2 separate regions of the Homo sapiens genome follow, and region 2 is linked to region 1. A link is an interaction called in ENCODE POLR2A ChIA-PET data of the cell type or tissue named here. Cell type or tissue: GM12878. All regions are shown on one strand. Each heading gives the region's core, and the rest is flanking DNA. Links, peaks and the distances in the headings are about the cores only.

Region 1 (16,541 bases), core at 4,202-12,201:
GCAAGTAATCTGTCCTTTTCACTCTTTAACTTTTGCTTATAGTATTTTTGTTGTATATTTCTGGTTTTTTAATTGAGATTTTATTCGGTTTATAGATCAATTTTTGTTTTTTTTTTAAGACAGGGTCTCACTCTGTTGCCCAGGCTAGAGTGCAGTGGTGTGATCTTGGCTTACTACAACCTCTGCCTCCCAGGTTCAAGTGATTCTCATGCCTCAGCCTTCTGAGTAGCTGGGATTACAGGCATGTGTCACCACGGCAGCCAATTCTTGTATTTTTAGTAGAGACAGGGTCTCACCATGTTGGCCAGGTTGGTCTCGAACTCCTGACCTCAAGTGATCTGCCCACCTTTACCTCCCAAAGTGCTGGGATTACAGGCATGAGTCACCGCACCCAGCCTTTTAGATCAATTTGAGGAGAAATGACACCTTCACATTATTGATCCTCCATTCAGGAAATGGTACATCTCTCCCATTATTTGTTGTTGTTTAGTAAGGTCATGAAGAATATTTATTCCTATATTTAAGTATTTTTATTTTCTAAAATTTCCCGTTCTCTTCATTTGGGAATTAATGCAAGATTTTTACTAACTTTTTAAATATTAGGCATCAAAAACTACTTAGACAACTGTAGGTTTGCTAGTTTCTCACCTTGTCACTGTTCCTTGTATATAGCATCTTCTTTTCTTAAATTTAATTTTCCTTCATGGCTCACTGCAGCCTTGACTTCCTGGGATTAAGTGATCCTCCCACCTCAGCCCCCCAAGTAACTAGGACTACAGGCACATGCTACCACATCCAGTTAATTTTTGTATTTTTGGTAGATACAGGGTTTCCCTGTGTTGCCCAGGCTGGTCTTGAACTCCTGAGCTCAAGCAATCCGCCCTCCTTGGCCTCCCAAAGTACTGGGATTACAGGTGTGAGCCACCACCCCGGCCTAGTTTCCTATTTCCATTTTGAGGTGCCTGACTTAATGTTCTACAAGCAGTAATCAGTTTAAATTTTGTGGACCAACTAGGTAAAGCAGTTAATTATAATTATGCTATCATCATGCATGAATATACATTAGAGTGGTGCAAATGCTTTATTTGAGATAAATTTTTATGTCCTCTAAATTAAAGATTGAGTAGCAAATCGAAATTAAAACTAGAGGAAAAGTCAAAGTTCACCTTCTAGCTAGAGTTGTTATAGCAACTCCAGGAAATAAATCTGCATACACAGAAGGGAGAGCAAGAGAAAATAACTGTTGATCTCTAATATGAGCTCTAGGCAATTGTTTTTCTATTTCTTCAATACTTTCATGTTGAGATGACTAGGATTATGATTCTTTCTTTCATGTATTCCATTATATTCTCTGTCATATTTTTCTCTTGAAACCTGTCTCAGGAAGAATCAACTTTCTGAAGGAGACAGAATCATCATGCCTTCACATTCCTAAAGATGGGGTAACCTGGGTTTGTTCTTTCTCTCTCTATATATATGTTTAATATGGAACACTTCATGAATTTGTGTGTCATTCTTGTGCAGGGGCCATGCTAATCTTCTCCGTATCATTCCAATTTTTAGTATATGTGCTGCCGAAGCCAGCATGGGGTTTGTTCTTTCTGATCCCATTTGGTTCATTCATTCATTCAACAAATATTCCTTGAGCATTTATGACACTGGTTTTCAACCTGGTTACATAATAAAACCACCCAGGGAACATTTCCAAAATACCATTACCAGGTTTCACCCATAGATTAATGGAGCCCAGGCCAGGCCTGTACATTTCTAAAGCTCCTCAAGCAATTAAGATGCATATGAGGGTTGAACACAGCTGCCCCATGATATATTAGGTCCTGTGCAAACAAGAGGGGATGCAAATAAAAATAAATAATTGCTAACATTTATTGAGGGTGCACACTGTATGTCAGGCACTATTCTCAGTTCCTTATGGGTTTTAACACATTTAATCCTCTCAACAACCCTACAAGGTATTACTGTTTATAGACAAGAAAACTGAGGCACAGAGAGGCTAAGTAACTTGTCCAAGGTAACACATCTAGGAAGTGGCATCTGGAGTCCATCCTCTCTTTTCTATGGCCCATCCACAGTATCATAGTCAAGTAAATAATGAAAAGACAGGAGATATGTATCAAGAAGAACACCTAGAGTGACAGGTGGAGGAAGGAGATAGGGTCAGGAAGGCTTCCTGTAGGAGGTGGCAGTTCAATTAAATAGAGGAAAAATGGAAACCAGAGAGCAAAGTGGGGTACAGAGTTCCTCAGATTCCTTCCTCCCTTGTCTTGCTACACAACCTGCCTCCCTCCCCTAGTCCTGGGAGCTCTGTCCTCCCTCTTCTCCACACTGAAAACACTGGAATGCCCTCAATCATCCTTAATATGCCTAACATTTCAACTGGGAAGTCTGAAGTCATGCACAATTACTCATGCAATTTTTCCTCCAGACAATAGGTCCTTCTGTGTGCTTCTCATTCAAATATATAAAGCTTCACTCTGTTGTTTTAAAAAAGTCTTTGTTGTAGAAACAATTCACAAATGTGTCAAACACACATTGGTTCCCCACCCCCTTCTCTGTCCCCTCACCTGATTGGGATGCTAGCTTGCCAGGGACGTGTGCCCACTTGCCGACTCTGCCCAGAATGGAAGCTAGCCCTGCATTTCACATCACTTCTAACCAAGTAGGGCTCTAAGTTTAAGTTTGAGGTTAACCTCAGGGGGCATTTAGCCACACCTGCCACCTCCTCTGCCTGGCCTCATGGGTGGGAACAGACTTCTTTTGGAGAAAGGGAAATGCTTGATGCTGCTAATTAACTGTGGGAGGAAAGGAAGCCCTCTCCAGACAGCAAAAATACCAAAGAAGAACATTATAAAAAGCAGCCTTTGTACCAGCCAGCCACATCATTCAGCCCAGCCCAGGCTGGGGCTGGAGGGAAAAATAACAACTCTAGCAGCCACTAAGTTCCTGCATCCCAAGTGGGCACCTCAGGAGGTCATGCCCTGAGTGAATGTCTGCTAGAGGAGGGGGTTCCAGGACGGTGGCGGGAGTCTGGCTGCCTTCCCAGCTGGTTTTTGGCAAACCACAGGAAGCTGCCTGAAGCTGGCATGTTTATATGGTGACTTGTGAGACTTCCTTAGAATAGCAACAGGTCTGTTTCATAACTTAAAAGCCAAAGAGTGTGTGTCCATGGAGGTATGAGGTGGAGCTGCAGGACCTTACTTTAGAGTCTGGGTAATCTCACTAGGGCAGGTCGCTTTCCCACCCTGTGCTTATCAATTTAGGGGCTGATCCTCACTCTGCAGATGGGACTATCTTAAACAGAGAAGTGTCAGCTTCCAGCCAGCCCAAATCCCTGAGGCTTGATTGCTACAGGGCTGAACTAAGTTTGAGTATCTGGGAGACTCAGGGTTCAGCAGGGAGTCTGTTGGGGAGGGCTGGGGTTGCTTCAAGAATTGGGATTTGTTCACAAGTAGGAGGGCAGTCAGGCTTTTTGGCTGGGACCTTAAGCTCAAGAGGCTGCAGAATTTGGCTGCTGACCAGTACAGGGGAATGAGGTGAAACCTGAGGGTGGCCTGAGAATGGAGGATTGAGGAGCTTAGAATTTGAAAGCTGTCAGAGCTACATTGGAGGCTCTTGGAAGGCATGTTTACAGGGTCTGCCTTATTTTATAGGGGCTGGGACTGATTCCCAAGACTCTAAATTGCCAAAAGCAGGAAGTTGGGGTACTAGGATTTCATACCAGGCAAGTTTCCCAGTCTCTCACTCCAATAACATTTTTGCATCTGGGCAGACAAATGGGAGATTCCACCACAGTAATACCACATGTACAGGATCCTTGGCAGCTGCGCGTGTGGTGGCACATCCCTTTCCCTCCCTTCCTATTGATATAGGATCTCCTTTATAGATTCTTCAAGTGTCAGAACTGAAAAGATTTTAGAAGCCATGTAGACCAATTATTTTATTTAACAGGAAAGGAAACAGAGAACCAGAGAAAAATGACTGGCACAAGGGCATATAGCTAGTTAGTAATCACTAGTATTGAAGCCAGTTTTGTTGACAACCAGTCCAGGGCTTTTTCCACAACACCACGCCCTTTATAACAAATAACATTCGTATATCAGGGGCTTCTACCCATTCCATATTGTATTTCCCATTTTACTCTCTTCCATGGAGAGTACCTTGAACTGTACCTTGCTCATGGTTAAACTACTTTCTGAAAAGTTTCCAATATTTGGTATTTTGACAAAAAAATAAATAAATAAATAAATAAAATAAAACCCTATTAGGTTAGAAAGAAAGAGGTTATCACAGCCAGAGGCTGCCCATGTGAAATGTGACCAGGGTGGAAGAGCAAAGTCCCAGAGTCTAAGGCCTTGATGCTCAAAGTTGTCCATGGACCAGTAAGCATGGGTATCACCAGGGAGTCCCACCCAGATCTGCGGAATCAAAACCTGCATTTTAACAAGAGCCTACATGATTTGACTAAGTTTGAGTAGTACCTCTTTGAGGCAAGGCTCTGCAAAAATTCCTTCTCTTCCTCTTCCTCCCCAAATGCGTAACCTTCTACCACCTCCCTCTTGCTCCTTTCTTCCACATGCTCTGTCCCCAGTTTTACTATGTTAATCTGGTTCTGCCTTTTCTTGAAATTTTAAAGCCACAAAGGGGTGGAGTGGGGGTGGGGAGGGGGGACTGGATGTATTTTAAAAGGGGACTGAAAATGGAAACTTTTGAGAAAAATAAAATATGGCCAATTGGGAAGATCTTTTGCAGCTCCAATGTCACGTTGTTAATGTTGAAATATAAACATCTACTATGTTTATATTGGCTTACTTGTAAAATCATCAACTTTGGTTATATTTAGGAATTTGATGGCTTGGAAAGCACACTGAAAAACTCTGAGAACAAAAATATTTTTCCCCTTAACTTTATGGAAAATAAGAAAATCTCTTTCAAAAAAAACAATTCCAAGAACGTCTTTTCTCTACTTTCTTTATTATCCCCATCCACCATGGCACCATGGTACATTTTTTCCTCTTAGCTTTCTTACTCTCTTTGTTCCTAGTTCAGTTTTCTCATTTCATTAACATTTTTAAAAATTGGGGTTTTCTTATTATTTATTTTTTATTTAAAAATTAGGAAATAGAGAAGTAAAAGAAAGCACAACAGAATCCCGCTGATGTAGAAACTACATAAACTTCTTATATAAAGGTATCTTAAACCTTTTTGTGCATATATTTGTTAACAAAAATGGGATAATTCAGAATATAGTAATTAATATCTACTTACTTTTAAGTGGAACTATAAAATACTAACTTCTTTATATCTGTGAACATACCTCAACAACATTATTTTTGTTAAATTCTGCCATTGAAATTGTATCATGATTGATTTGGTAATATTTCTATTGCTGGATATTTAGGTAATTCAAACTTTTCACTATTAAAAGCACTACTGGGCATGGCACAGTGGTTCATGCCTATAATCTCAACACTTTGGGAGGCTCAGGCAGGAGGACTGCTTAAGGCTAGGAGTTTGAGACCAGTCTGGGCAACACAGTGAGACCCTAATCTCTAAAAAAAAAATTAGCTGGACATGGTGGCCCACCCCTGTGGTCCTAGCTACTCAAGAGCCTGAGGTGGGAGGACCTCTTAAGCCTGAAAGGTCAAGGCTGCAGTGAGCCATACTTGCATCACTGTGCTCCAGCCTGCAACAGAGCAAAATCCCATCTCAAACAAACAAACAAACAAACAAAAAGGAAAAGGAAAAATAGAAAAGCAGTGAAAAGCAATACTGCATATTCTTAATGATTTTATTACCTTAAAAAAAACTATTTAATTAAGTCATGAACACATAAAGGCATCATTACACTTGTGAAAAAAATTTAAGATAACATGAAATGCTTTTTGACCCTCATTGCCAGCCCTGGTTCCCTTCCTCTCCCTGCTCCCTTGTTCCAGCTCTCCCACTCCCACGCCAGCTCGAGGAATCCAATCATCAACCCAGCTTTTGATGGGGATGCATGGGGTGCAGGGTACAGAATTAAGTGTTATAAGGATTTCAGTCAATGACAGTCTCCACCCTAGTGAGGGAGAACAGGCATGCATTCATGGGGAGATGCGAATAACAATTACAAGCCGTGCACCATACCACTGAGAGCAAGCTAAGGTTAGGCAAACTGAGCACAGTCCCAATTACTGCTGAGTGCACATGAAGTCCTCTTCAATTTTCAGCAGGATCACTGCTCCAGGTTTTTACTTGACCTCCTTGCCTATAATCTCTCCCTTTCAACCCATCCAGTTTACTGCTGATAAAATAATCTCAAAAGACACTCTTCTGATATGTGTGATCTTGTTCATTCCCTACTCCTCTTATTCTCCCTGCTAACCTTCCCCTCATCTTCAAGACTCAGCTCAAACTTAAATTTACTCAGTATGCAGCTACGGAGCATATATTAGGTGCTAATCACCTCTTCTAAAGCTTTCCTCACTCTAGGTTCTGTGAGCAACTCCCTCCTGGCTTTTTCTCTTGTAACAGATTCTAGTTTGTTGGGATTGTTATTTTTCTGGCCTACCTCAACCCCAAACCATGAGTTCTTAAAGTATAGGACCTCCATCTTATCAATCCTGTACCCTCAGCACCCAGTACAGTGCTGGGTACATAGTTGATGCTTAATATTTGTCTGCTCAACAAAAAGAATAAATAAATGAGCTTCCCAGAAATGTCCCACTGGTTCTTAATGTACTTTTAGGATTTGGAGGTTACTTCTTGCTTAGAGTAAGAAGCAACTGCGTTAGGTGGCAGAAGTGGAGGGAGCCTTTGAGGTGACATGTTCTAGCTCCTTAAAGGGACATGTTGGTTCTTGCCCCATTCTAAGTCTTCAGATTCTACATTTGAAACAAACAGCCTATTGCTGTCTTTGCAATATAAGAGGTACTAAGGAAGTGTTTGTTCAAAAAAATAAAGAAAAGGGGCTTTTTTGATGTTGTTGTTTTTATTTTTTGAGATGGAGTCTCACTCTGTCGCCTAGGCTGGAGTGCAATGGCACGATCTCAGCTCACTACAACTTCTGCCTCCCTGGTTCAAGTGATTCTCCTGCCTCAGCCTCCTGAATAGCTGGGATTAGAGGCGCCCGCCACCTCGCCCAGCTAATTTTTGTATTTTTAGTAGAGATGGGGTTTCGCCATGTTGGCCAGGCTGGTCTTGAACTCCTGACCTCAGGTGATACGCCTGCCTCAGTCTCCCAAAGTGCTAGGATTACAGGCATAAGCCACCATTCCCGGCCAAAGGAAAAGTTTTAAAAAGATCCCAACTTTCCCTAGTCAGGAATTGGAAGTTTGTAAAGCTCAAACCTATTGATGTTGCCCCCTTGCCTAAATCCCTTTGGTTGTTTCCCATTGCTGTTAGGATAAAGTTCAAAATTTTAAACTTGACCAGCAAGGCCCCACATGCCATGAAGGCTGCCAACCTCACCAACATCCTGTCACATCATTCTTCTTGGATCTCTTCACACTCCAGCCCCACAAGTAATTTCTTTGTTTCTCATGGGCACCACACGTCTTCAAAAATGCTTCTTATGCCTGGAACGCTCTCTGCTGTAACCGACACCCACACCCATGGCCTCACACTTCCCCATGTCACCTGGCTTATTATACTGCATCCTCTTGTCTCAGCTTAGCTGTCACTGCCTAGGGAAGCCTCTCTGGACCACACTCTAAGTTATGTCACCCCACTGCACATTTGCATAGCACTCTGTATTTTTCCCTTATGACACTTTTTATTAGTATAACTTGATAGTTAAGTGTGTATTATTGAATGTTTTCTTCTTAATCGCCACCTCCTGATTCCAGACTATAAACTTCAGGAGGACAGGATCCATGTCTGTTCTGTTCACTACTTTATTGAAGGGGCTTTACCTACATTATCTCATTTAGTTGAACAATCCTGCAAAGCAGATATCCTCATTCTTATTTGGCAGATGTGATAGTGATGTGTGAAGCTGATAGACTTGTGTGATAACGTCAAGATTTGAGCATGGTTCCATCCATATTTCTAAAGGGCTAGAAGTTTGTTTATTTGGGTTTTGGATTATCAGGACCTGAACTCAAAGTCCCCCTGAACTACAGTCCCAGTTCCACCACTTTCTAATTTTATTTTATTTATTTATTTTTGAGACAGAGTCTCATTCTGTTGCCCAGGCTGGAGTACAGTGGGGCGATCTCAGCTCACTGCAACCTCTGCCTCCTGGGTTCAAGTGATTCTCCTGCCTCAGCCTCCCAAGTAGCTGGGATTATAGGCGCTTGCTACCATGCCCGGCAAATTTTTGTATTTTTAGTAGAGATGGGGTTTCACCATGTTTGCCAGGCTGGTCTCGAACTCTTGATCTCAGGTGATCTGCCTGCCTCAGCCTCCCAAAGTGCTGGGATTACAGGTGTGAACCACTGCACCCGGCTCTAATTTTGTAATTCTAAGTGAGCCTCTTCATATATATAATAGGGATAATATTACTTATTTTATCTATCTCATAACATTCTTCAGAGGATCAAATGAAATAATAGATATGAAGTGCATGGTAGACTATAATCCACTCTACTAATATAAGTGAAACAAGTAGCTTTTTAAAAAACATTTTTGCAACTTCCGCCTCCTAGGTTCAAGCGATTCTTATGCCTCAGCCTCCCAAGTAGCTAGGTTTACAGGAGCACACTGCCAGGCCTGGCTAATTTTTAGTAGAGACAGGGTTTTACCATGTTGGCCAGGCTGGTCTCAAACTCCTGACCTTAGGTGATCTACCTGCCTCGGATTTGACCTTCCAAAGTGCTGGGATTACAGGCATGAGCTACCATGCCCGGCCTCAAGCAACATTTTTTATCAGGCTCAAGCCTATAACGGCTGCTGCTTATCTGGCTGGCCGCTCTGGATATGAGTTTCTTGAATAAAATTGTCAATGTGGAGACACTGAGTCCAGATGTCTCTGTACATTATCTAGGGGAGGTTGTTAGCCCAGGACTGAAATTGACAACAAAAAGATTAATTTTGAATGACTGCATCCATTTTACAGAATGAGAACTGTACATTTAGTTTTTTCATAATGTAAATAAGGCCAATAAAGAATATGCAGTGGATTTCTAGTATGTAACCTCTAGTCCCTGCTCGCCAAGGAAAAGATGAAATGGTTAGTTAAGTGTGGTTAATGATTAGCATTAATGGTTAAGCACTTAGGCTTTGGAGTCAGACATTTGAGTTCAATTCTCTCAGCTCTACATTTACCAACAGGGAGAACTTGGGCAGGTTACTGCTCTACAGCTTCATTTCTACATCTGCAAAATAGATCTACCCCTCAAATTGTTATAAATACTAAAACTAATAAAGTAAGTGCCTGCACATAGGAAGCCCTCCATAAATTTGGAGAGTTATTGCCATCCCAGTCCTCTTTCTTTCTTGGCTTGCTGATCCCTGTGCACCTATTTCTTGCATGTTTCTTCCATTCTAATTGGAATGATGATTTTCAGGTGTCAGGGTCTTAAATACTAATGACTGAGAACACTGCCTCTCAATCTGCATCTGGTCCCAGCAAAGCCAGCTTTGTATATAAAGAGGAGATCTCTCCTCTTACGCTCTTTGCACAATGACTCTCACTAGTTTCTTGTGCTTCTGGGGAAGCTTCTCCTATTGATGTAGAGCAGAAAGTTTTTCTATTCATATTTGAGAAACTGCATGTCTTGACTCAGCTACTTTTGACTGGCACACTATGGGTGGGAGGATTTTTATTCTCTTTGGCTTTGGACACCAAGAGGATGTGCAATTTGGAGCCACAGTGAAAAAGAGGTTTTACTGTTCAGTCACTGCAAGGCTACTATTAATATCACATAGGCTACATAAGATTAGATTCATTATTATACTTAAGAAGGAAGTCTTTCTGCAATTTTGAACTAGGAGCCGGAAATTCCAGCTATAGCGTTATATTCTGGTTTGTGTGTGTGCTTTCACTTGGCATTTTTTGAGACACTATCGTATTCTATTCTCTGGAAGACTACAAAGATGAATGGCATCTTCCCCTCATCAGAACTTGCAAGCCTGTGTAGGAGATAAAAACACAAATAATGGGAGGGAGTGAACAAGTATGGGAGGAAGGACATTCTGAGAGAGGCCCCCTCTTTTCTGGATTGGGATTCATGTGTACAGGGTGGTAAAGTAAGAGAGTGAAAAGATGTCAGGCTCTGTGCGTACCAGGTGGTAAAGTAAGAGAGTGAAAAGATGTCAGGCTCTGTGCATCACCACACTGGGCCTGAATCTTATTAAAGTTACCCTGAGCAACCCACTTGCCCTTTCTGAACCAGTTTTCTCATATGAAAACAGAATAATCATGCTTACCACATAAGATTTGTTGTGCAGATTGAGTGAGATAGAGTACATAAAGTGTCAAGCACAATGCCAGGCTAATTGTAGATATTAGCCACATGGATAAAATTATGATTAATAGGCCAGGCGTGGTGGCTTACTCCTGTAATCCCAGCACTTTGGGAGGCCAAGGCGGGTGGATCACCTGAGGTTGGGAGTTCGAGACCAACCTGATCAACATGGAGAAACCCCGTCTCTACTAAAAATACAAAATTAACCGGGTGTGGTGGCACGTGCCTATAATCCCAGCTACTCGGGAGGCTGAGGCAGAAAAATCACTTGAACCCAGGAGGTGGAGGTTGCAGTGAGCCGAGATCTCACCATCGCACTCCAGCAAGAGTGAAACTGTCTCAAAAAAAAAATTATGATTAATATCCAAAAGCGTAGATAGTATTAATAAATGTTGTCAGTATATAGGGGCAGTGGATGAGGTGTAATGAAAGAGACCTTAACTCTCATCCTAGTAACATGGTGGCCATGGACCATCTTCCCAGATATACAACTCTGCTGTACCAGTAAATGCGAAGTGCTTCCTGCTAAACATTTGCCACTCTTCTGACACAGATAGTGATATCCTGTGGTCACTTCCCTCCCCTGGTCATATGTTAGGTAGTGGTTTCATGCACACTCCACCCAAGATGGTGGATTATCTGACAGTAACAGAGAAACAGGAAGAACAGTGGTTTCAACTGAAATAAGAGGTGATTTATTTTTCAGTAAATAACTTCCATTCCCATCAGTTCCCTGACCAAACAATGTGCAAGCTGTAATGTGAAATGATAAGGAAGCCAAGGCACAGCTTTTGGAAAAGCTGAAAGCCTCTTTAATATTGGATGCAAATTCTGTCAACTGTAGCATGCCGAATAAGATGGTGGCCGAAGAGAACTGTGGTCAGGATAATGACTATAGCAGACAGTGGAAGGAGGAAAGGCGCCTGGCACCATGCCTGTAAGTGCAACTGCACTTCCCTCAATAAAACTGCTGCTTTGCCCTAAAATCTCACATTTGGTTTGACCAAGGTAGGAAAAGTGATCCAGATTAGAATAGTCGCTCAGTAGAAGCTAACCCAGGTCATTTATTATAAAACTCCTTGATTTATGGGAAATACGGAGTTTCTAGTAGGAAAAAATGAGGCCATAGTTGATACCATGGTTGTTAGTCATTAGAAATACCACTATGGACTTTCTTAGGTTTCCAAAAGTATTATTCTCACAGGGAAATTGTAACATCTAAAGGCTGTATTGGCATTAATATGGTCGTATCTAAGTTCATCATGATGACCATCATAATGGTACCATTTTTGAGCTTTCAGCTTAGGTCATGGAGATTTGCTTCTGAAGACCCCCACCTTTGGTTAAAACTGTACAAGCCCTGGAGAGGGGCTTATGTTCAGGATCTAGGCTAAAATCTCCGTAAGGTTAGAGACCTTTTCTATCTTCCTCAGAATGGTGTCACACACGGAGCTCAGCACAGTGTGCAGTGTAGGATGAGTGTTCAATCAATACTTGTTCAGTATTTGATTCAACATTCATTATCTCTTTTAATCAAAGCCACCCTGAAAGCTCAATATTATTAGCTCTAGTTTGCCTGCTTGTTTCAATGGTACATACAGAGTTACACAAGTGATGGGGTATTGTAGAGGTGAGAGAAGGATGCTCTATAGTGGCATGATCTCTGAACTTAATGTGGGAGAATCAAGGAAAATATTGTTTACGTGAAGTTCCTTCCACAGAGTTGGGCAGGGGAGGGTGGCTCTGTTGGCCATTTGACTAGAGAATGAGCTCAAAACCATGTTCAAGGGGAGAGGGAGCATCAAGGGGAGATGTTTGGAGAATACTTGGGCACTGTAACAACCATCCTCACATAGCCAGGGCCCACTCAGAATGGAAGAGACTGTCTTGTCCTGTATAGGCCCAAAGGGCAGAACGCAATACAAGTTTTAGGGAAAGTGATTTTGGCTTCACACAGGGAAGAACATTTAACCCTTGCTGCTGTTCAGAAATAGAATAGATCACCTTGGAGGCAGTAAATCCTCTGTCATTGTGGGTGTCCAAGGAGGAATCACATGATCACTTGAGAGGGATATTGGGAAAGAGATTTAAACATTGACTAAGAGGAGAAAGGCATTGGGTTAAATGAGTATCTCCTTTGTGTCTCCTGTATTCTATGATTCTATAATCCTTTATTTGAAATTTGTGAATATGGCATTAAAAAATGAATGTATTTAAAAGGAAACTAAGTAGTAGGTTACGTCCAATTGTGTGAGTCTACAAAATCCCCTAGGACAGAATCTCCATCTGTGTGACAGAGCACTGGGTTCCTAGAACCCATGCTGATGCCTGGCACATGGCACACCTTCATTAACATGTGTTAAATGAATCAGTGGAATTCTGGATATGCTAAGGACTTATGCTGTGAGCTCCTCCTTCCCAAGATGTCATGGAGTGAGATAGGAATGAAAACTGAACCCAGATCAACCTTCCTGTTCCCCTTTCCTATGTACAGAAGTTTGGTCTAGAGGGAAATAGTTGCACTTACTTGTGGCTTAAATGTTTGACTCACATAGTTTCTTCCTCTGGAGAAATGCCTCAATGTGTGTATTTTCTGTTGGCCCCACAGCTTAGAAGCTGTTGTGAGTAAACCACACAGAAGCCAACTTGTGGATTGCTAGGATGAGAGGTCCGGCAGGGGCCTGAGGGATGCCCTACTCTGTGATATGCCGGAGCAAAGGGACATAAAATAACAGGCAGAAAACCATAATCCAATATGGGAAGTCACCCCAGAGGTGACCCTGGAGAAACCCCAGAGATAAGTGTATCTAGCAGTGTGACTGGCATCTCTTAAGGGCTCAATACAGCATATTGAACAAATGAACAAATCCAGAAGGAGTGCTGGACTAGGAATCAGGAAGCCTGCACTCCCCTCTGGATCTATGTGTCACTGACTGTCTGTGTGACCTTATGCTCTCTTGCTGTTATTTGGGACTACCAGGCATTTAAACAATTGTCATATTTGGGGGATACCAGTTATAGAGACAGAAGAGCATATTTGTCTCAACTAGTTGGAAATGGGAAGTGGGTGGCTTCAAGGGCCACTTTTACAAAGTAGAGTAAGTAGGATTGTGTGTATACTTGGATGAGACATGTGAAGAAAGGAAGGTGGTCCAAAGCAACTCCTAGATTTCTGACTTGGGCAGCTGGTGGATGGCGACAATGTTTACTGGGATGGGAGCAAGCAAGTAGCCACGGGTTTGAGAGGAATCTGATGATGGGCACCTTGTACTCCCAAAGCCCACATATTCAGAAAGACTCTGGCCCTTTGGCTCTTTCCCTACCTCTGTGACTCTGAAAATAGGCCCTCTGCATGAGAGGGATGGGCCACTGCAAGGCAGGCAGCTCCAAACGTGATGGAGCCTCAGGTTATGCTTCCTGGTGCTGGAGTGCTTCATGGGGCTGGAGTAACTCGGCCCTAATTCCCTCATCCATCTTTTTTCTTATTGCTAAAGCAGTTCCAGAAGGCAAATATGGAGATCTGGGACCCACAAGCCTAAAATGATAAAGAAAAGAAGAGAACCAGGGGTGGCGTCAAGATTAGAAGCTGGTTTGCTGCCAGAGCTTTGCTTCCTTTAATGCACTCGCCCACACTCTCCCTGTTTTTCAAAGACCAACTGCAGGCTTGACTCCTGCAGCCATGTCGGTGCCACTAGGCCTTGGTGCCGAATAAATAAAACTAGAGGGAAAAAATACAGTTGTCTGAGGACTGGGGATGGCTGGGAGCATCCAGCTTAGTGTCAAACTGAGGAAATGGTAGGATGGGAATCGATATGTAATCGAGAGAACAGATCTCCCGTGGACACAGACACCACCCTGATCTGAGCCTCATTTCAGTACTGCAGGCCTGGGTAGAGTCAGCTGACCCCAAAAGCACTGTGCTGGAGAATAGAGAATGACTGTCATTCTATGATGCCTTCTGAATATCGCTGCATAGACAGCATGCACTCTTTATAACAGCAGAAAGAGACATAAAAGAGACAAGGGTGGGGAGAGCAAATGTAAAAATATGAGAAATTATGCCCCTCGTCTTTAATTTTTATTATTATTATTTTTTTGAGACAGAGTCTTGCTCTGTTGCCCAGGCAGTAGTGCAGTGGCATGATTATGGCTCACTGCAGCCTCAAACTCCTGGGCTCCAAAGATCCTCCTGCTTCAGCTTTCTACATAGCTAGGACTACAAGCGTGTGCTACCACACCCAGTTAAATTTTTTTTTGTTTTTCCATTTTTTGTAGAGACGAGGTCTCACTACATTCCCCAGGCTGGTTTTGAACTTCTGGCCTCAAGCGATCCTCCTTGGCCTTTTAAAGCACTGGGATTACAGGCATGAGTGACCACACCAGGCCTTTTTTTTGAGACAAGGTGTGGCTCTGTTGCCCAGGCTGGAGTGCAGTGGTGCGATCTCGGCTCACTGCAACCTCCGCCTCCTGGGTTCAAACCATCCTCCCACCTCAGCCTCCCAAGTAGCTGGGATTATAGGCATACACCACCATGCCTGGCTAATTTTTGTATTTTTGATAGAGATAGGGTTTTCCCATGTTGCCCAGGCTGCTCTCCAACTCCTGGGCTCAAGTGATCCTCCTGCCTTGGCCTCCCCAAGTGCTGGGATTACAGGCATGAGCCACTGTATCCAGCCCTCCGGCCTTCATTTTTAAAAAGAATAAGTTTTATTTTTCTTTCTAATTACAAAAACAACATATACTCATGGTAGACAATCTAAGAAATACAGAGACCTAAAATAAATAATCAACTGTAATCCCACTAACCACTGTTGCTATTTGATGAATATTTGAATATTTACTGAATGCTGACTGTCTGAGGCACTCTAACAATCCTAAGGCTCAGGTAGTAAAATTATTCCCCTTTAATTAATGAAAGAACTGAGATTCAGCGAGGTTAAGATTTGCCTAAAAACACACAGCTGATACGTGGTAAAGCCTGGATTTGAACCTGGTTCTGTATCCCAATTTTCTCACAATATTTTATTTGTCTTGATCTACCAAGATTTGTCTTGGTATTTGTCTTGATACCAGAGATGATGGTACATCATCAAACAATCCCAATTTTCAAATGGGAAATACTTCAAAGCAAAAAGATACTGCATGAAGATGTTTCAAAAATGCGTTTTGTCTTTCAGGTCTTGTCACAGTTATTGCAATTTTGTAAGATCATTCATTGCGAAAGTGGTGTTTTGATTCTTTGCCCTTTCCGGCAACAAAAACAGAAAGCGACTTCCCTTCTATCATTTGGCCTGAGGCTTCTTTCTGCTTCTGCCCAAGGCAGACTGTGGTTAGCACTCAGTGCTTAACCTCTTCCTCCTGCATGTCCCTCTGAAGTAATACATTTTTGTTTTGACACTTTGGATATACTGGACCCTAAAAATCAAGCCAATAAGGAGCAGCCCAGAAAGGAAGAGAGTGCCATAGTCTCACCTGTGTTTTAGGGAGGTTAGTTTTGTAGCCGTGCAAGGGCTGGCTTGATTAGGAGATCTTAGACTCAGAGAAATTGGTTATCACTTTTAAAAAATGAACAAATGACATGGGTAACAACCTTACCCCATTCATAAGCTTCACCATCTCTCACCACATCTCTGTGTCCAGCCCCATTCCTGAATTCCTCATCTGACCCTCATTTCATCCTGACATTAAGGAGATTATCTACACAGATTATTTGATGATTTTTTAAAAGCTGAAAATTTAATAATTTATTCTTTACAGTAATGAATTAAGTCTGAACACTGAAATATCACTGGCACTAAAACTACCTCAGTAAAACATCATGTACCCAATACCCAATCCTGACTACCCAGTTTTGTTCCCCAGCCAGTCTAGCCCTGACAGTTTTAGACACTTCCTGCACATTCTCCACCATTAACCAGCTCTAGCTCCTCCTGGTAACTCTACAGTGGCTCTCAAGATAGAATTGTCATTAAATGTGGAAACTTTGGTTATCTTTATTTTTATAATTATTTATTGATTGATTTATTTTTTGAGACAGAATCTCACTCTTGTCATCCAGTCTAGAGTGCAGTGGCACAATCTTGGCTCACTGCAACGTCTATCTCTGGGTTCAAGCAATTCTCCTGCCTCAGCCTC
Region 2 (16,541 bases), core at 364-8,363, 86 kb after region 1:
CCTCCCAGGTTCAAGAGATTCTGCCTCAGCCTCTTGAGTAGCTGTGACTACAGGCGCATGCCACCACACCCAGCTAATTTTTGTATTTTTAGTAGAGATGGGGTTTCACCATGTTGGCCAGGATGGTCTGGATCTCTTGACCACATGATTCGCCCGCCTCGGCCTCCCAAAGGGCTGGGATTACAGACGTGTGAGCCACTGTGCCTGGCCCACAATTTTTAATTTATAACTTCTTAATATAAAAATCATTTTTATCTGATCTTACAATCTTTAGTCTTAACCCCACCCCTTTTTTTGGATACAGGGTCTTGCTCTGTCTCTGGTGTGCAGTGGCAGGATCATGGCTCACTGCAGCCTTATCCTCCTCAGGCTCAAGAAATCCTCCCACATCAGTCTCCCAAGTAGCTGGGACTATAGGCATGTGCCACCACGCCTGGTTAATTAAAGAAACTTTTTATTTTTGGAGAGATGGGGGTCTCCCTATGTGGCCCAGGCTGGTCTTGAACTCCTGGGCTCAAGTAATCCTCTTGCCTCAGCCTCCCAGAGTGCTGGGATTACAGGTGTGAGCCAGCATGCCTGGCCCTTATCCTATTTTTTGATATGAATTCTTAATTTTCTTTATTCTTATTTACTATCGTTGGACATTTATATTTTGACATATTTCACTGAAATGTAATATTTATACTAATGGCTGTAATGTCTCCTTTTTTTTTTTTTTTTTTAAAATGAGGTGGGTCTTACTCTGTTGCCCAGGCTGGAGTGCAGTGGTGGAATCACATCTCACTGCAGCCTTGACTTCCCGGGTTCAGACAATCTTTCTGAGTACCTGGGACCACAGGCATCTGCTACCACGCACAGCTAATTTTTAATTTTTATACAGACAGGGTCTCCTTGTGTTGCTCGGGCAGGTCTCAAACTCCTGGGCTCAAGGATCCTCTCTACCAGCTGAGCCTCCTAAAGTGCTGGGATTATAGGTGTGAGTCACCATATCCTGTATGTCTCTGTTTTTTAATTCATATTTTCCCCAGTTAATTTACAGGGACATTTCATTTCAACCACTGCCTTATCTTTTCTAAAACAAAATCAAGATCAAGTTCTTACTAAGCATCCATTATCAACATATCTCTGGTCGATACAGCATGGTTATTTGTATGTTGTGAACTGGATCTAGAAATTGGAAATAAGTTTTTAAAAAGTAGGATTTGAATATTTTGCATATGTAGAATTTGTATTTGGGCTAGTGGTTTGTGTAACTACATTAAAAATGCGTATAACATACCAGACTGTACCTGAATTAATTCCCTTTTAAAGCACAAATGGTTTTTAATGTCTCAGTTAATAATATCTTATGGGTGCTTAGTTTGCGTATTGTCAAGAAGGATCTGGTAACTAGGATGTGATTTCTAAGAAGATGCATGTAAGGAAGAAATAAAGTAGAAGATCTGTCCCAGGATATCTTTTATTTAAAAGTAAGGTAACTGGGACTTTTTTTTTTTCCAAAAGGATCTTGTTTTAAGAAGACAGTTATTTTGTAATTAATGTCTGGGCTTCCTATTCTTTCCTGTAAGAATTAGTCATATGATTTATATTTTCATTTTTCATTATCCTTACTAGTCTTTTAGTAGTTTTGCAATACAGAAAATAGAAATAGAGTTATCAAAGTGGTAGTAATGAGTAAGATTTGATCACACATGTCAAATGCCTGAGGCATTTTATTTATTTTTATTTTTTCTGTCGCCATGGCAGAACAGAATGCCTGAGGTATATAATAAAATTCACAAATGTATCCTTTTTCCTCCCAGATATGTCTAGTTAAGTTTCTGAACAGTATGTGTTTTAAAAGAGGAACTCTAAAGAGAACTTAATATTCAACTATTTTTTGTAGCCGCTTATTCATAATTAGCAAATGAATTCTGAAATACTTTTGTAATTATTGTTCCCTGATGGATTTATTTGCTATGTTAAGAAATAGTATAAGACTTTGGGCATCTATATACCTTTTGTGTTTACTGAATATTTTATATATCTGGATAATTTTTAAAGGTGTCTTTGAATTTAAAGTTACTATGGCAGGTGAGAAGTGAAACACTTCATAAGATGTGATTGACATTTTTCTTTCATACGCTTTGTGAGACATTTATATGAAACATTTACTTTGATGTTTAAAAAACACTGATTGTTTAAAAATAATCTATTTTAATAATCAGAATTGCTTTCATTTAAAAATATTTGTTTATTTGGCCATGATAATCATTTAGAATAGTTAATGTGAAAGTTCACCGTAGACATAGTTGTTTCTCCTTTGTTTTCTTCAGCTCTGAAATGGTTAATTTCATGGTTTCTCACTTAAAATAAAGAAGTAAGAAAAATAAACTTACAGGCTTCTTGGCAAGAGGTTAGAGCCCTACCAGGAAGAAGTAGCCTTAGACTTTCAAAGTAAAGTCTTAGTATTTGCTCTTCCTGTTCTTTTGGTAGCTAAAGTGGCATTTCCGTTACTTTGTGTTCTGTCTTAGTATGTTCCCAGTTAAACTGCTTTATACGTTTCTCTAGAGAATCAAAATTTTGGACTTGACCTTTTAGTATTTTGTATGTTCACTGTGTATGTGAATCATTTTGGGCAGTTAGATAGTTCTTTAAAAGAGAATCTTGATGAACCTAAGCCTTTGTATTAAAAATTATGTTCAGAGTTGTGATTTGTTAGATTATCAGAAAATGAAGGATTTCTCAAGTTATATTATTATCAAGATATATTATATCCCCCACGAAAGTGGTACATTTGTTAAAATTGATGGACCTACATTCAGACATCTTTACCACCCAAAGTCCATGGTTTACATTAGGGTTTTTTTTTTTTTGAGACGGAGTTTCGCTCTTGTTGCCCAGGCTGGAGTGCAGTGGTGCGATCTCAGCTAACTGCAACCTTTGCCTCCTGGGTTCAAGGGATTCTCCTGCCTCAGCCTCCCAAATACCTGGGATTACAGGTGCCCACCACCACGCCCAGCTAAATTTTTGTATTTTTGATAGAGATGGGGCTTCACCATGTTGGCCAGGCTGGTCTCGAGCTCCTGACCTCAGGTGATCCACCCACCTCGGCCTCCCAAAGTGTTGGGATTACAGGCGTGAGCCACTGCGCCCGGCCAAGGTTTACTCTTGCTGTTTGTATGTTCTATGGGTTTGGCCAATTGTATGGCACATATCCACTGTTGTAGCGGTACAATGTTTATCTGCCCTGAAATACTCTGTGCTCCCCCTCGCCATCCCTTCTCTTCCCCAGCCACTGGCAACCACTATTTTTTGTTAACTGTCTCCATAGTTTTGCCTTTTCAAGATGTCATAGTTGGAATCATACAGTCTATAGCCTTTTCAGATTTTCTTTTTTCACGTACTAATATGCGTTTACGATTTCCTCAATGGCTTTTCACGGTTTGACAGCTTTTTTTTTTCTTTTGCACTTGACTATTCTATTATCTGGATATACCCGGGTTTATTTGTCCATTTACTTACTGAAGGACATCTTGGTTGCTCCCTAGTTTTGGCAATCGTGAATAAAGCTGCTATAAACATCAAACATCTGTGTGCGTGTCTTTTGTGTGGACATAAGTTTTCAGTTCGTTTGGGTAAATAGCAAGGAACACAGTTGCTGGATCATATGGTAAGAATACCTTTAGTTTTGCAAGAAACCTCTAAACTGTCTTTCAAAGTGATGGTACCATTTTATATTCCCACCAGTAATGAATGGGAGTTTCTGTTCACATTCTCACCAGCATTTGATATTGTCACTGTTAATGGGTTTTGGCCATTCTAATAGGTGTGTAGTGGTATTGTTTTAATTTGCATTTTCCTGATTATGTGACTTTTTTTCATATGCATACTCGCCATCTTTATATCTTCTTTAGTGAGGTGTCCGTTAAGGTCATTGTCCTGTTCTTAAAGTCAGGTTCTTTGTTTTCTTATTGTTGAGGTTTGAGAGTTGTTTATTTTGAATAACAGTCCTTTATCAAATGTGTCTTTTCTTTTCTTTTTTTTTTTTTTTTTTTTTTTTTGAGATGGAGTCTTGCTCTGTCTCCCGGGCTGGAGTGCAATGGGGCCATCTCATCTCACTGTAAGCTCTGTCTCCCAGGGGTTCAAGTGATTCTTCTGCCTCAGCCTCGCAAGTAGCTGGGATTACAGGTGTCTACCATCATGCCTGGCTAATTTTTGTATTTTTAGTAGAGATGGCGTTTGACCATATTAGCCAGGCTGGTCTTGAACTCCTCATCTCAGGTGATCCGCCTGCTTCAGCCTCCCAAAGTGTTGGGATTACAGGCATGAGCCACTGAGCCCGGCTATCAAATGTATCTTTTGCAAATATTTTCTCCCAGTCTGTGCCTTGTCTTTTTCATTCTCTTGACAATGCCTTTCACAGAGCAGAAAATTTTAATCTTAATGAAGTCCAGTTTAGCAGTTCTTTCTTTCATGGGTCATGCCTTCATCATTGTATTTAAAAAGTCATCAACAAACTCAAGGTCATCTAGATTGTCTTCTATGTCACCATTTGGGAGCTTTATAATTTTGCATTTTACATTTAGGTCTGTGATCCATTTTGAGTTAATTTTTGTGAGTGTAATGTCTGTCTCCTGATTCATTTTTTTTTTTTTTGCCTGTGGATATCTAGTTGTGCAGTACTATTTGTTGAAAAGATTATCTTTGCTGCATTGTATTGCCTTTCTCCTTTGCTGGCAGTGGTTCTTAAGGTGTGGTCTGGGGACTTTTGGGGGTCCTCAAGACCATTTCAGCAAGTTTGTGAGTTCAAAACTGTTTTCATATACTAAGACATTATTTGCCTTTTCTATTTTTATTCTTTCAAGAACCACTGTACAGTGGAGTTTTCTAGAGGCTGTGTGATGTGTGTGTGATATTGCCATAGGTTGAATGTAGTAGCAGATAATGATAATTCAACTATTTCCTATTAAACCACAAAATAGAGTTTTGCCAAAATGTGAAACAGTGCCACTCTTCTAAATTGTGGGGTTTTTTGAAAATACTGTTATTTTTCAAATGAATTAATGTTGATAAATTTATCAGTTTCAGTTTCTAACAGTAAATATTGGTAGAGAACCCCCACATGAAAGCTCTTGGCTCCTCAATTTTAAAAGTGTGAAGGTTCTGAGACTAAAAAAATGCACCTTTAGGGATGAGTGTGTATTAGAAGGGACAAAAGAGTACTCAAAGAGGAACTAGATCTAAGGGATCCTTTGAATTCTCAAAGTAATTTTGGATTTGATTTTGTAGGTAACAGTGCCTCAACTTTTGGAAGATTTCAAGCAAGAGATGTGGTATCATAATCCCTATGTCCACTTTATGTCCATAAATAGATTGGAAGGAGTGTTCAGTATGACTTGGAAAGGAAACTGCTGGGGCAAAAAAGTCTTAACAATAATATTTAAATTTTTTTCCCAAAGGCCTTAAAAATTAGTTATTAATTGGAACTCTTGATTATTTGTCCTCTCTCTTTTTTTTTTTTATGTCAAAACTATCCTTTTTTGTGAAAGTTAGGCAGGTTAGGTATCAATTGTGCCAAAAGTTCTTGACTACCAAACCGTTAGCCTTTGCACATATGATTCCTTGGACTAAAGACAGGGTCTGGCTCTGTCACCCAAGCTGGAGTGTAGTGTCATGATCATGGCTTACTGTAACTCTGAACTCTTGGGCTCAAGGGATTCTCTTGCCTCAGCCTCCTGAGTAGGTAGGACTACAGGTGTGTGCCACCATGCCCTGCTAAAGAGAAAGGGGTCTCTTTCCTAGGCTGGTCTCGAACTTCTGGCCTTGGCCTCCCAAAGTGCTGGGATTATAAGTGTGAGCCACCATGCTCGGCCTCTTTTAAACTGTCTTTACCTTGCTCCCATTAATATTCACATTTAAGGTAACCGCTTTCATAAAAACATCACTGAATAACTCCCCCTGGTCCTGTCAGTCCAGCATTATTCTCACCATTTATAGAGTTTCAAATATTGTTAAACTGTAGTGGCTATCTTGCTTTTATGTATTTTGGGTTTATGCACATTTCCTCCACAGAATAGGAATTGTTTTCGGTATTGTTCTCTATCTCTTCTCCAAGTACCTAGTCAGCAACCCCCCATGGGTGCTCAGTAAATATTGAATGATTATACTTAACCTCCCTTCATAGCTCAGACTATTCCATGAACAATTTATGGACATAAAAATCTATGCCAGTAGACATTTAAGGATATTTTTTATGGTGACTATGGAAATTGCCTGGTTACAAATTTATATATAGAGTCAGTAACATTGATAAAAACATAACAAATTACTGTTTCATGGAACTCATGAGGCATTAAGAGGCTTATTTAGTTTTGTTTAGATACAAGGTAGTGTCTTCCAAAACATTGTTACTTCAAAATTTTTGTAGCTGCTCCAGTTGAACACTATATTAAAATGCACATTTTTGAGGACATATTCTTGAAATTAGGAATGTAATTTTTAAGAATTAAACAGAGGACCAGAAATAGATCTGAGGAGTTTATCAGAGCTGCTTCCTTGCACAACTCTAGAAGGTGCCTGTCACACCTTTTTGTATGAAAGGTGCCTCCTAGAGTATAACTGTACAGTAGACTCATTTTTGATATAAGAAGGGATAAAGCACACTTAACAGATGATATCAAAATGTAAAAGAAAAGAAGTGTCTGTTTTAGAAGGAAGCTGTATGAGATAATAGGCAAAGGTTAGGGTGGTGGTAGCAATGGTGGTAAAAATAGGATCACTTAATCTAGATTACTTAATCAGTAAGTTGATTCCAGGGGCCAGTGGGAATTGCTGAAAGTTTCATCTGAATACATGGAATTTTTAGCAGTGATTAGGGGAATGGTGCTGGTATTTATAGCCATGAACTTATTACTTGAAAGCATCCTAGGGACCCAAGTCTTAATCAAGGGGCAGTTCTTCCAAGTAGTGGTTGAGGAAGTTGGGTATGCTTTCCAAAACTTCTTTCCTCACTAAAGATTGCAGATATACTCTGTAAGTGACTTCACAGAATATACTCAATTGTCATATTTTAATTTACATGTTTCTTCTGATTATAGGTCCCACGTGATTATAAGTTCTGAGATCAAGGGTCATCTTTGTGGGGGTGTGTGTGTGCACTTAAAATTTTATGTGCTGGTAATAGTTATCTTGTGGATATTTAAGAAATAGGAATGTGTGCCATATTTTAAATACACCTTATATGCAAAAATTTTAATGTAATTTAAGTATATCGCAAAAAATAAATAGCGGGTGGTATTCACACTGCAGAGGATTGGCAAGTCTTTTTAATATACTTCAAACAATTGTTGGCAGAAATCCGCCTCATGCACTGTATTGAATAATTTGAAACATTAGCATTTAACTAATCCAAAGCTAAGATAAAGAGATTTTGAGGTGAGGTGATAAATATATGCGGTTGTCCTTCAGTATCTATAGGGGATTGGTTCCAGGACCTCCCACAGATAAGAAAATCCAAGGGTGCTCAAATCCCTGATGTAAAATGACATTGTTTGCATATAACCTATGCACATCTCCTGAATACTTTAAATCATCTCTAGGTTACTTAAAATGCCTAATACAATATAAGTGCTACATAAACAGTTGTTATACTGTATTGTTTAGGGAATGATGACAAGGAAAAATGTCTGCGCATGTTCAGTAGAGATGCATTTTTTTGGTATATTTTCGATTCATGATTGAATCCATGATAATGGAACCCATTGATATGGAGGGCTAATTGTGTGTACATACACACACACACACATAATTTTTTATTCATTATTTATTTATTTATTTATATGTTTGTTTGTTTTTGAGATGGAGTCTTACTCTGTTGCCCAGGCTGGAGTGCAATGGCACGATCTCAGCTCCTACAACCTCTGCCTCCTGGGTTCAAGCGATTCTCCTGTCTCAGCCTCCCGGGTAGCTGGGATTACAGGCGCGAGCCACCAGGCCCAGCTAATTTTTGTATTTTTAGTAGAGACGGGGTTTCACCATGTTGGTCAGGCTGGTCTCAAACTCCTGACCTCGTGATCCGCCTGCCTCTCGGCCTCCCAAAGTGCTGGGATTGCAGGCGTGAGCCACCGCGCCTGGCCCCACACACATAATTTTCTTTTTTGCAATTATTTATTTTTTTTCCCTTTTAGAGTACACATTTTTTTGCAATTTTAAAATTGAGACATAATCTACATAACATAAAATTCAGTTTTAAAGTAGAGAATTCAGTGTTATTTAGTATGTTCACAGTGTTGTGTGCAACCATCCCCATTATGTAATTCTAGAACATTTTCCATCACCCAAGAAAGAGATCCTGTATCTGTTAACGGTCACTCCTAAGCTCTCCTCGGCCCCCCTGCAACCATTAATCCACTTTCTATCTATGAATTTTTCTGTTCTGTACATTTCGTATTAATGGAGTCATACAATATGTGGCCTTTTGTGCCTGGCTTCTTTCAGTTATAATGTTTTAAAGGTTTGTCCTTGTAGCACATATCAGTACTTTATTCATTTTTATAGGTGAGTAATACTCCCTTGTATAGTTACCCACATTTCATTTATACCTTCATTAGTTGGTGGACATTTGGGTTGTTTAGCCATTTGGGCTGTGAAGAATAGTACTGCTATGAACATTCACATACAAGTTTTCGTGTGAACATATTTTCAGTTCTCTTAGGTATATATCTAGGAGTAAAATTACTGGGTTATATGGTAATTCTGTGTAACTTTTTGAGGAACTACCAAACTGTTTTCCACATCAGTGACACTGTTTTACATTCCCATCAGCAATGTATGAAGATTCCTGTTTCTCCTCTACTTTCTTGCCAAACTTGTTATTTTCAGGATTTTAGTTTTATGATTTTTAAAAAATAGTCATCCTAGTGGGTGTGAAGTGTTATGTCATTGTGATTTTGGTTTCCATTTCCCTAGTGGTTAATGCTGTTTAGCATTTCTTTATGTGGTTATTGACTATTTGTATATCTTTGGGAAAATATCTATTCAAGGTCTTTTGCCTGTTTTAAAATTTGATCTTTATGTATTCTGGATACCAGAAGAGTACTTTACATACCTCACATACTAGATCTTTATATGATTTGTAATTTTTTTCCCCATTCTGTGGCTTGGCTTGTCACTTTCTTGATACAATGTCTTTTAATGCACAAAAGTTTTAAATTTTCAAGTCTAATTTTTCAAGGGTTTTTTCTTTTTTTTTTTTTTTAAAGACAGAGTCTTGTTCTGTCACCCAGGCTAGAGTGCAGTGGTGTGATCTTGGCTCACTGCAACTTCGCCTCCCAGGTTCAAGTGATCCTCCCACCTTAGCCTCCCGAGTAGCTGGGACTACAGGCATGTGCCACCATGCTGGCTAAGTTTTTGTATTTTTAGTAGAGACAGGGTTTTTCCATGTTGGCCAGGCTGGTCTTGAACTCCTGACCTCAAGCGATCTACCTGCCTCGGCCTCCCAAAATGCTGGGATTATAGACGTGAGCCATCACACTCTCACCCAGCCTCTGATTTTTTCGATTGTGCTTTCGATATATCTAAGAAATCATTGGCTGATTCAAGGTTATGCACCTTTACAACTCTAAGAGTTTTAGGAAGAAATTTTAGCTCTTAGATTTAAGATTGATCAATTTTGAGTTAACTTTTGTATATGGTATGAAGAAACACATTTGTATTAAGGAAAACCAAAGATATTTGGGTTTTTAATCTTTTGAAGTTGACATGGAATACAACTCTACTACCTCTGTGTAATGTGGAAATGGAATTGTGCAGGAGAAAAATGTTACTTGATGGCAATCTCCATGACTACTGGGTATAGTTTGGTGATGGATAACTGGAATTATTTGGGTCATTCTTTCAGCTGGATAAACCACTTAATCTGATCCAGTTTATATTTTTTACATTTTCAGAATAGTCTTAGATATATGAAGAAGGTAACAAATAGTTGCATGACTATCAATAAGTTGTTTTGGTCCACAAATAATAGTGTCATTGTATGTTTCCATGGTATCTTTTTTTTTTTTTTTGAGACGGAGTTTTGCTCTTGTCCAGGCTGGAGTGCAGTGGCACGATCTAGGCTCACTGCAACCTCCGCCTCCTGAGTTCAAGCGATTCTCCTGCCTTAGCCTCTCAAGTAGCTGGGATTACAGACGTGTGCCACCACGCCTGGCTAATTTTGTATTTTAGTAGAGACGGGGGTTTCACCATGTTGTCCAGGCTGGTCTCAAACTACTGACCTCAGGTGATCCACCCATCTCAGCCTCCCACAGTGTTGAGATTACAGGCATTAGCCACCACCCCCAGCCAGCAAGCAATTTTTTAAAGGTAGATTTTTGCCAACATTTAAAAAAAATCATATTTTTTTTGGAGTGCTAAGGAAAAATGGTGACAGTCCAGAAAATATTATAAAGATGAGTGGGCCAGGCACAGTGGCTCACGCCTGTAATCCCAGCACTTTGGGAGGCCAAGGTGGATGGATAACCTGTGGTCAGGAGTTCAAGACCAGCCTGACCAACATGGAGAAACCCCACAGCCTGAGCAACAAGAGTGAAACTCCGTCTCAAAAAGAAAAAATGAGTGACACTTGATTCTTACCTTAAAAGGAGCCTGAGATCTAATAGTGTAAAATGTGCAAACTAATAATTGATTATAATACATTAAGGTAAATGCATAATAAATTTTTACATAAAGATCAAAGTAGGAGAGAGTAATTAACTTTGAAGGAGGTTAGTAAAGACCTCACAGAGGGGAGGTAACAGGAACTTTAAGGATGAATGGTGATTTGCAGATGATAAGCAGTGACATGGGGCAAAAAAGCGCTTTATGGTGTGTTTGTGGGAAACTGAATAGTTTTGTGTGGTAGAATGCAAAGTGTTAATGGGAGTAAGGGGAGATGAGGCTGGAGAGGGAGCTCTTAAAGGAGCAGGACTTGTCTTGATAAACTCTGGGCTCTTCAGTGCCATCCTCCGTCTTCATTTTAGAGCCCTCCTTTCTCCCATTTATTAGCTGCTTCCCTAGCTTTAGATACCAGTGCTGTGAAACTAGCAATGTATTTTTTCCTTTTCACACATAGTTTGTAGTGAGGTTGTTGAGAAAGACAGGAAAGAAGGAATGCATGATTCTGTTGGCACATGTGCAGGGGGCTAAATATACCTTGCCACCCAAAATTGGACCTCCGAATGTTGTTATACATAGTGTTTGGCTCTCCAAATAAGTAAAATCAGGCATACTGTGAACTCATGGCTTTTGTGGGCTTGTCTGGGAATTGAGCTTTTATTGAGTTCCAAATTTATGAATGAACTTAACACAAACTATCTTATTGGGTGATAGTATGAATAAATAAGATTTGTTAAATCAGTTTGAAGTCAGTAAGAATCTTCGTGGCCTGTTTGATTTAATTAGTGACTTTTATATATCTGAAAATGATATATTGTCACTTGTGCATTTTTAAAGCTGGATTTCTACCAAACAAGGCTTTGTTAGTCTTGGATGGGTGCTTTGGCTCATCCCTGTAATTCCAGAACTTTGGGAGGCCGAGGTGGGCAGATTGCTTGAGTCCAGGAGTTTGAGACCAGCCTGGGTGACATAGTGAAATCCCATCTCTACTGAAAATATAAAAATTATTTGGGCATGGTGGCACACACCTGTAGTCCCAGCTACTTGTAATGCTGAAGCGGGAGGATCACTTGAGCCCAGGAGGCAGAGGTTATAGTGAGCCGAGATCATGCCACTGTACTCCAGCCTTGGTGACAGTGAGACCCTGTCTCAAAAAAAAGACTTTATTCGTCTTAAGGAAATTAATATGCTCATTAGCATTACATATTGAGTCTTGTTAAAATAAAACTTTAGACAAATTAAATTTGGCAGTTAATTTGAGCAAAGAAACAATTCATGAATTGAGCAGCACCCTGAAGGAGTAAAGGTTCAGAGAGTTCCACCCAGCAATGTGGATAGTCAGGATTTATAGACAGAAAAAGAAGTGACATCCAGACATAGTCTGATTGGTTACAGGTCCACGTTTGTGTCCACGTTTGCCTTATTTGGACATGTCTGAGCAGCTTGCCGCTTGTGATTGGCAGAACGCTTAGCCTCGTTACAAGAATATACTCGAGTTAGGTTGCAGTTTTAACATACTGAGGTGCAGTTCCCTGCTTATGGAAGCAGCTTTAGGCCAAATTTAATTAACAGTGTCACTATTCAGGTTGTGTTGAGATTATTGTGAAACACTAATCTGTCCTCAGTCTAGTAGGGTAGATGACGTATGCAGATAGCTGTATTGCCAGACAATGTGAGATAAGTACAGATCAAATGATGTTAAAAATCAGATAAGAGAGATACTGCTTTTGATAAGGGAAGATAACTGGACCTTAAATGATAAGTTATTAGGAACACTAGGCATTTCAGGTGGAGGAAAGAGCATGAGCAAACATTTGTAGACAGGAAGCTGAAATTGTGTTTGAGGAACAAAGAGATTTGTAAATGGGGTGCTTTTGGACTGTGAGAGGGACAGGTTGGGTGCAATGAGAAATACAGTCGGAGCAATTGTCTGAGGCTAGATTGTGAAGGGAGTATGACTTTTAATTATATGACCTTTAGATATAGCTTTTTGGCTACTGTAGGTCAAGTTGGACCATAGTTAGAGCCAATTTTTCAAAATTACACTTTATCTGTAGTTTCTGCTGCCAGTGTGAAAACAGGAAAGGCAAGGAGTTTTGCTGATCTGGAAGCTGAGATGAGATTTTGCTGCTTCAAGTTTTTGTATTAACTTTATTATAGAATGAATGAATGGTGGCAATTACTGAGGTTTGGGGATTTCCGAGTCTCTAGATTGCACAGGAATCATTGAAGAAGTCTTCTCAACAGAAATAATGTAAACCTAACTTTGATCTGAAGGAAGAAATTTTATAAAAGAAAGGAAACTTTCAGTCTTCAGGGATTCACAAAGTCTGATAAAAATTGGTGTATTAGTCTATTCTCGTGCTGCTATGAAGAAACACCCAAGACTGGGTAATTTATAAAGAAAAGAGGTTTAATTGACTCACAGTTCTGCATGGCCAGGGAGACCTCAGGAAACTTACAATTATGGCAGAAAGGGAAGCAAACATGTCCTTTCTCACATGATGGCAGGAGAGAGAAGTGCCCCTTATAAAACCATCAGATCTCATGAGAACTCACTCACTATCATGAGAACAGCATGGGAGAAACTGTCGCTATGATTCAGTTATCTCCACCTGGTCCTGTCCTTCACATGGGTATTATTACAACTCAAGGTGAGATTTGGGTAGGGACACAGAGCCAAACCGTTTCAGTTGGTTTAGTTAGGACATACAAAATGGGGAGAATAGCTAACCTTTAAGGAAACCTTTCTATGTCTTGGGCAATTGACATGCATTGTTAACACAATGTTTATACAAACCTATTCATCAGATAGTCTTATTGGCTTTATTTTCCACATACTTAAACCAAAACACTATTAGTAAGAAGACATAGAGAATAAATCTGACATTTAGATGGCGATGAAGAACCTTGACTAGAGGTCAGGCAATCTGAAGGGGAGCTTCTTAGCTCACAGAAAACTTATATGGAATGAGATATAGATAGGAGAGAGCTTTTCTTTGAGGAATATAATTTATGTAAATATGTAAGATTACATTTTGAGATGTCAACTTTCTATACTTTTTTTCTTTTCTTTTTGAGATGGAGTCTCACTCTGTTACGCAGGCTGGAGTGCAGTGTCGCGATGTCAGCTCACTGCAACCTCTGCCTCCCAGGTTCAAGTGATTCTCCTGCTTCAGCCTCCCAAGTAGCTGGGACTGTGAGTGCACGCTACCATGCCTGGCTAATTTTTGTATTTTTAGTAGAGATGGGGTTTCACCATGTTGGCCAGACTGGTCAGGAACTCCTGACTTCAAGTGATCCGCCCACCTCCATCTCCCAAAGTGCTGGGATTACAGGAGTGAGCCACCACTTTATCTTAAGATAAATTTTCCATATGCTTCAAGAGGAGTAAGCTCTAACTGGAATGTAGGGTACTGACCCTAGCTCCATATGACCTCACAAAAATCTGTTACTAAAATAGTTTATTTTCTAAATTACCTTCTTACTCTGTTATTCTGTGATGCTATAATTGTGCTCCTTTAGCTTTTTTTGTTGTAGGCTTGGTCCTTTGGAAACGAATACCAGAAACAGTTTCTCTCTGAGCCTTTGCTTCATTCTCCATCAGAGTATTCTGTCCCATTTACTACTATATCATTATTTGAAAAACAGTTTGAATTTGCATATCTTATTATCATTGGTAGGAATAGGTGGCATTGTCTTATGTGATTCTTGTTTTAGGAGGAAATGGGCAACAAAAATGTGAATTTTCAGCTGGGTGTGTTGGTGCATCCTTGTAGTCCCAGCTACTCAGGTGACTGAGGTGGCAGTATTTCTTGAGGCCAGTAGTTTGAGGCCACCTTGTACAACATAGCGAGACCACATCACATAAAAAATAATAACAATAAATAATTTTTTTCCAGTGTGTATCTTGGATGTAAAAAAAAGGGAGTTTCTTTCTACCTTTATTAAAAATTGTCTTATATGTGTTGCCTGTTGTTCATATTGGGGGATCAGCTGAGGGTGTGTAAGGAGCATCACTAATCCATCACCATTTATGTTCTACCACAGTGACATAATCTTAAAATTATTAAGTGATGAATTGATGGATAATTGCTTCACCTTATTTTTATCTCTTCATTTTAATTCTTCAGAAACACAGAAATGTAAACATTATTATTGTTGCCAGGATCCTTAATTTAATTTGCATGATGGAAGGACTGTGTTTCTTAAATTATATGAATGCTGTGTATATGTATTGTAGAATGGGGAATTGCATGTATCTGTTTAATATTAGAAATCTGTAATAGGTCAAGGCTGCATCAGTTTTTGTGGCTGTAATTGCTTGCACATTTTTGGCTTATAAACTTTTGTGTACCAGTGACAACCATTAAGAGCCAGAAAAGTTTGCTTTTACTTGCAGTACATGTACATCTAGTTTTGAGTTATTTGTCAAAAAAGGGTGAACTTTCTTTTTGGCTTTTTTTTTGGGGGGGCCTTTTGTGACTTGAAATTAAGCAACTTACTGATATAGTTTTTTTTTTTTTTTTTTTTTGAGACAGAGTCTTGCTCTGTTGCCCAGGCTGGAGTGCAGTGGCGCGATCTCTGCTCACTGCAACCTCCGCCTCCTGGGTTCAAGGAGTTATCCTGCCTTAGCCTCCTGAGTAGCTGGGATTATAGGCTCTCATCACTACGCCTGGCTAATTTTTGTATTTTATTTTTAGTAGAGATGGGGTTTTGCCATGTTGGCCAGGCTGGTTGTGAACTCCTGACTTCAGGTGATCCACCCACGTTGACCTCCTAAAGTGCTGGGATCACAGGCGTGAGCCACCTCACCTGGCCTGATGTAGTTTAGAATAATCTTTAGTTGTGTCCAATATGTAGTTTTACCTAGCAAACTCGTTTTAATTGTTGGTACCTTTTTTTTTTTTTAACTTCTCTAAGTTCATCTACCTTCAGATTGCATCTTTGGAAGGGGATGGGCAGAATTTTGGAAGGTAGCAGTTCTCTTAGATGAATAGAAAAGAGGCCAGGCATGGTGGCTCACGCCTGTAACCCCTGCACTTTGGGAGGCCAAGGCAGGTGGATCACCTGAGGTCAGGAGTTTGAGACCAGCCTGGCCAATATGATGAAACCCCGAGATTGCGCCACTGCACTCCAGCCTGGGTGACAGAGTGAGACTCTTTCTCAGGGAAAAGGAAAAAAAAAGGGAAAATAAAAGAAAATGAATTTCTCCAATTAACAGTTACTGGCTTTATTTCAGGCGAGCTGTCATGGGGGAATTTGTCTGGTTTTGAGATATAAGATCAGTGTGAAGATTTATTGATACATACAAAATGGAGTGGGTTGCTCTGCAATGAATTTGTGTGTTAAAACTGAATATCAAAGATAAAATAAGTTAACTGGATAGTTGCATTTGATCTTTTGGTATGGAACCGGAGTAAAGATCTGATTTATGTTTTTTTTTGTTTGTTTTTTTGAGACAGTCTTGCTTTGTCACCCAGGCTGCAGTGCAGTGGCACAATCTCAGCTCACTGCACTGGGTTCCAGTGATTCTCATGCCTCAGCCTCCCAAGTAGTTGGGATTATAGGTGTGCACCCACCGTGCCTGACTAATTTTTGTATTTTTAGTAGAGACGGGCTTTTGCCATGTTGGTCAGGCTGGTCTGGAACTCCTAGCCTCATGTGATCCACCCGCCTTGGTCTTCCAAAGTGCTGGGATTACAGGTGGGAGCCACCGCACCCGGCCCTCTGATTTGTTCTTTACGTGGTCACTTTGCCTCCCATTTTCAGAATTGGAAGATATACCCACATTATCCTTATTCCCATTTGTACATTTCCTTATTGAAGTAAAACCAGCTGTTTAATGACTGAAAAGTTACAGTTTAGCAGGCAGTAATTTTTTTTTTTTTTTTTTTTTTTGAGAC

Evidence for each region. Peaks named below come from ENCODE experiments on the same cell type or tissue, not always from the same donor. Only the 100,000 strongest peaks of a DNase experiment are listed, where the experiment ranks them.
Region 2: POLR2A ChIA-PET joins it to region 1 with 12 read pairs; 14 of 35 experiments call an interaction of 5 or more read pairs at or near these places.

What each region holds. Positions count from the first base shown.
Region 1 is chr11:86,138,273-86,154,813 of GRCh38, reverse strand. It overlaps the pseudogene RNU6-560P. Among named protein-coding and RNA genes, the nearest start is that of LINC02695, 47 kb to the left of the region's middle. RefSeq lists an enhancer at 2,948-3,448 and cis regulatory regions at 3,039-3,549, 6,245-6,295, 10,839-11,221. In GM12878, for the core only: no CTCF peak of the experiment used is centred there; no DNase peak of the experiment used is centred there.
Region 2 is chr11:86,048,833-86,065,373 of GRCh38, reverse strand. All of the region lies in intron 1 of PICALM (phosphatidylinositol binding clathrin assembly protein), which reads left to right. It overlaps LOC124902730 (a long non-coding RNA gene), which reads left to right and starts at 1,498. Exons shown (of 2, transcript XR_007062822.1): 1 at 1,498-16,541. In GM12878, for the core only: no CTCF peak of the experiment used is centred there; no DNase peak of the experiment used is centred there; H3K4me3 peaks cover 4,189 bases; H3K27ac peaks cover 2,084 bases.